Linked DNA regions of Homo sapiens: region 1 is linked to region 2. A link is an interaction called in ENCODE POLR2A ChIA-PET data of the cell type or tissue named here. Cell type or tissue: Panc1. All regions are shown on one strand. Region 1 has its middle 13 kb from the start of MAPK13. Region 2 overlaps PNPLA1 (patatin like domain 1, omega-hydroxyceramide transacylase).

Region 1 (2,500 bases), 160 kb before region 2:
GCACCCACCTGGGTCCCAGCTACTCAGGAGGCTGAGGCGGGAAAATTGCTTGAACCTGGGAGGTGGATCTTGCAGTAAGCTGAGATCATGCCACTGCACTCCAGCCTGGGCAACAGAGGGAGACTCCGTCTCAAAAAAAAAAAAAAAAATGAAAAAATAAAAAGTTATCTGGGCATGGTGGCACACACCTGTAGTCCCAGCTACTGAGGAGGCTGAGGCAGGAAGATTGCTTAAGCCATGGAGGTTGAGGCTGCAGTGAGCCATGATCATTCCACTGCACTCCAGCCTGGGTGACAGAGTGAGACCCTGTCTAAAAAAAAATAAAAAGTAAATTCTCAGGCATAGCTACATAAAAGAAATAATGAAGTAGTTAGATGCTTGTACCTATACATAGAATCACCTTGAATATGACAGCTCCAAATGCGTACTGATACAGTTGTGTTGTCTTGACAACTCAGATACCATGGCTGACTGCTGTCAGTCATGATTTTTCTGAAAGTGGTAAGCAACTCTTGGTAAAAATTTCAAACAAACAATTAGAATCTTTTTTTTTTTTTGGACAGGGTCTCAGTCTGTTGCCCAGCCTGGAGAACTTTTTTATTTACTCAGTTGTGATCCTGGGAAATGTAAGTATATTAATATGCAGAAAAGTATTTGTTTGATATGTAAAACCAAGTTACAGTCTAGGCTCAGATAATCATAAATAGTTTTTTCCACCTTCATGAATGTCCAGCAGGATGTTTGTAATGTGAAGCAATTCTTGTTAAGAATCCCACTCTGCACAGTGGCCCGTGCATGCTCATATCAGTAATACTCCTGATCAGTATGATAACCAAAAATGGCCCCAGAGATTTCAGTGCACCCGCTGAGAACTGCTGACAGATCAAATGACTCTGGGACACCTGGAGTCCTAAGAAGTGAAACCTCCACAATGCAGGACAGACCTGGCTCCCTATGGTCTTCCTTCCTTCCTTCACCTCCTTCCCCCTACTTTCCTTACCTCCCTACTAAAAAGTAGTTCTTTTAATGAACTGCTACTGTATGTTAGGCAATTTACATTCTTGCATATTCTATACAAGTAATGTCTCTTTCTCAGTCACGTTACAACTGAGGCTAGATTCAACAGACTATCCTGATATCAACGTTGAAAGACTCCTGGTTCCAAAGAGTTTTATAGCATTGGTGTTAGACAATCCTCTTTTGGTTTTTTTAAAGAAAATTTAAAAAAATTAATTCAGCATAATTTCCATAAGGACTCCCTGGCTGCTGCTGGCCAAATTGGGGAGGAGTCCCTGGCAGCCACAGCCAGGCACTGGTGCCTTATCTTGTTCAGCACACACTGGGTCTCTCTCCCTAGTTCCAGGCCCCTTGCCCTCGCTTCTCTACTCATCTGGGATAGAAATGCACCTCCAGGCCTCTGAAGAGAAACTACCTTTTCCCTCTTTCAGCCAAAAGGGCTCAAGCCAGCACTCGCTTTGTATGTCCTAGAAGATGAGCATGCTTCCCTCTGGCTCTCTATAGCAGTGCTCTAATGGGACAAAGTCACTGTGTGCTCTTGCTTTCTCTCCTGGTCTTTGTGCGTGATAGTCCCTCTCTCTAGAACCCTCTTCCTCCTCCTCATTCCTCTGAGCTAATGTATTCGTTCTTCTGTTCAGCCTTGACATCACTCCCTCAGTAAATTTCTGACCATTCCCAAGCCTGGATTAGCTGTGTCTTCTGCATGCACCCTGTAATCTGGAATGATCATTGGTGGCACTGATTACACTGCTTTATCATTGCTTGCTGTTTGTACCACCTGCTCAAAAAAGAAAAACATATAAAGGTTAAGGATACAGGCTCTGGAACCTTTGATGTGATTAAGTAATTTGCTCAAGATTGTACCAATAATAGAGAGTGGGGCTGTGAGGACTAAATGAGTTAAGACATGAAAAACCCTGAGTATACAGTAAATGCTAAATACTGGCTTAAGGCTGCATGTCATCGAAGACAGATCATGTCTTGTTCACTGTGGTGTCCCTGTCACCTAGCTTGGTACCTGGCACACAGTAGGCATTCAGTCCTTATTGACCGAGTCCATAAATGACTGTCAGCTTTTAATCCCTTGCAGATCACCTTGTCTTTTGCTTCCTGTTTTTACAATCAATAGTCTTTAGAAGCAAAGATCATTTAAAGAAAAACCAAATATGTAGGGGTTATCTGCCTTGCCTAAGAAATGGTGCTGTGTGGAATTTCCTTGTTTAAGAAGAGATACGTGTTAGAAGAATTGGCTTCTGATTCTCTTTGCTGTGTCTTGCTGTGTAATTCAAGTTGGCTGCACAGCAATTTAATGAATTAGAACAAGAACCAAAAGATTATTGAAAGTGGCTGATGGCCATAATCTAGATAATTCCTACTGTGTCCCCATCCATCTGCCACTTTAAAATGAAAATAGCAAGGCAAAAGAAAGATAATTGGAAGGCATTATGGTGTCTTGCACCCTCATTCAGCCATTCTACAAATA
Region 2 (2,500 bases):
TCTTCAAATATTGCCTCCATTATGTTTGGCCCTTTCTTTGCCCCATGTGAAAAGCTCTGCTGGGCTTTCGACTGAAATTGCATCTTTCCATTTGTAAATATAGTTGATCTTTCTATTCTGGTCTTTTTGTGTCCTTCAGTAAAGATTTTGTGTGTTTTATTAGATTTACTTTTCCCTTGTAGTTTTATTTTTTATTGCTACGGGAAATGGGACCTTTTTTACCTATGGCATTTTCTTTCTTTCTTTCTTTCTTTCTTTTGAGACAGAGTCTCGCTCTGTTGCCCAGGCTGACATGCAGTGGTGTGATCTCGGCTTACTGCAACCTCCGCCTCCTGGGTTCAAGAGATTCTCCTGCCTCAGCCTCCCGAGTAGCTGGGCTTACAGGCACCCACCACCACGCCCAGCTAATTTTTGTATTTTTAGTAGAGACAGGGTTTCACCACGTTGGTCAGGCTGGTCTCGAACTCCTCACCTTAAGCAATCCACCCACCTCGGCCTCCCAAAGTGCTGGGATTACAGGCGTGAGCCACCGCACCCAGCTAGCATTTTCTGAGGCTCTTCTCAAGGCCACTTCCCCACTTTTGTAGCCAGTTTGGGGCTTTTCTATCCTGAGATCCTGTGTTTTTTTCCTGTGAAAGCTGAGGTGGCAGAGGTGCAACTTCTGGCGTGTATGCCCAGTTCTGTGACTAGGCCAGTTCAAGGCACATGAAAATGTTGTAAAAGCACTTAACATAGTGCCTGGTTTTTACTAGAGATGTGGTAACCTTCATTAATCCATTCATTCACCTAGGAGGGGTGGTCTCCGTGATTGCCACTGGGGGATCCAGAATTTCCAATCTTGTCAGAAGTGGGGTTGGAAACGTGCCTCAAAGCTGCATTTGCATAATTTTGAAAAACAAAATGTTTCTTATGGAAGAATAGTGATTTGGCAGACTTAAAACCCTACTCCCACTTAAGCTACTTCTTGGCACCTTTCTCCCCATAAAAAACTGGCAAGCCAATCTGTCCGTCCCTTCGTTCCTTTCTTCGTTCGTTCGTTCCTTCCTTCCTTCCTTCCTTCCTTCCTTCCTTGCTTCCTTCCGTGTTAGTTGAGCACATACTAGGCCCTGCAGAGGATGCGAAGATACAACACAAAATGAAACTCTGATCTTGCTGCAAGGAGCTTACAGTCCACTCAAACTTAAAGGCACCTACCAAACAGTTATAATACAAGAAAGTTCCTATTGAATGTTAGAGAATTATAAGGCATAGGAGTGCAGAGGGATGGAGAAAACACTTCCAAACATGGAAGGCCTCATAGAAGCGGCATTTGAGCTTGTCCATGCTTGAAATGTGAGAAGTTGGACAGGTAGAGACAGGTTGGGCAGGAACCAAGGCTTCCAGCAAGGACATAGCATGACAACACGACAAAGCCACACAGTGGGGAAACATGATGCCTCCAGAGCATGGTAAACAGTGCAAGTCAACTGACGTCAGGAGTTGAAAGGCGTTGCCTTTCCTGTGGTCCAAGAGCCCCCTGCCATATCTGCACTCCAGCTAGTCGGAAAGGGAAAAGGGAAGGGCACAGTCCTTTAGAGCAGGACTTGGAGGTAACACATGTCCTGTCAGCTACATCCCATGGATTGGAATTTAGTCACATGGTCACACCTGACTGCAAGAGAACCCAGGAAATGTAGACTTTATTTTTGGGAGGCCATGTGGCCAGCTAAAAATTGGAGGTTCGATTACAAAGGAAGAAGGGGAGAATGGGTATTGGGGACAACCAGTAGTCTCTGTTGCAACAACCATAATCAATGGCATGAGGATCCTGGAGAAACTCTGCCCCTGCCTGAGACCAAAACCATGACTTCCTAATCACAAAGTTGGCCAGATGCAGTGGCTCGTGCCTGTGAGCCCAGAATTATGGGACGCTGAGGCGGGAGAATTGCTTAAGGCCAAGAGTTTGAGGCCAGACTGGGCAACAAAGTGAGACCCTGTTTCTACAAAAAATAAAATAATTAGCCAGGTGTGGTGACCTGTCCCTATAGTCCCAGCTACTCAGGAGGCTGGGGTGGGAGGATCACTTGAGCCCAGGAGTTTGAGGCTGCAGTGAACTATGATTCTGCCATTGCACTCCAGCCTGGGTGACAGACAGAGACCATGTCTCTAAAAACAAACAAACAATCACAAAGCCAAGTCCAGTTTGTTGTCTGGGAAAGGGCTCAGCTCTGGCCCACCAGCAGCTGCCCCTGTGGCAGTGGGAGCATGAGTGCCTCAGTCTTGCAGCAGGGGGCCTGGGCAATGCACCATGGCACCTACTGTGTCTCCTGCCTAGAATGACCCTCTGCCCCCCTTTCAGAGAGAAAACCTCCTCTCCAGACACCATCCCATTTTACCCCACTCCATCTCTCTTTTCCATGATGTCTAGTTTGCCCATAAAATCTGCCCACATATTCTAGCATTTGATGTTGTACGGTCTTAACTGTTTCAGATACAGTGTCTCATTTCATCAACTAGATTG

The links. Peaks named below come from ENCODE experiments on the same cell type or tissue, not always from the same donor. Only the 100,000 strongest peaks of a DNase experiment are listed, where the experiment ranks them.
Region 1: POLR2A ChIA-PET joins it to region 2 with 11 read pairs; 2 of 35 experiments call an interaction of 5 or more read pairs at or near these places.

The regions. Positions count from the first base shown.
Region 1 is chr6:36,115,796-36,118,295 of GRCh38, forward strand. It overlaps a transcript of MAPK14 not described here. Among named protein-coding and RNA genes, the nearest start is that of MAPK13, 13 kb to the right of the region's middle. In Panc1, no CTCF peak of the experiment used is centred here; no DNase peak of the experiment used is centred here.
Region 2 is chr6:36,275,718-36,278,217 of GRCh38, forward strand. The region is part of intron 1 of PNPLA1 (patatin like domain 1, omega-hydroxyceramide transacylase); the gene reads left to right. Among named protein-coding and RNA genes, the nearest start is that of PNPLA1, 6.9 kb to the left of the region's middle. In Panc1, no CTCF peak of the experiment used is centred here; a DNase peak (open chromatin) is centred at 1,326.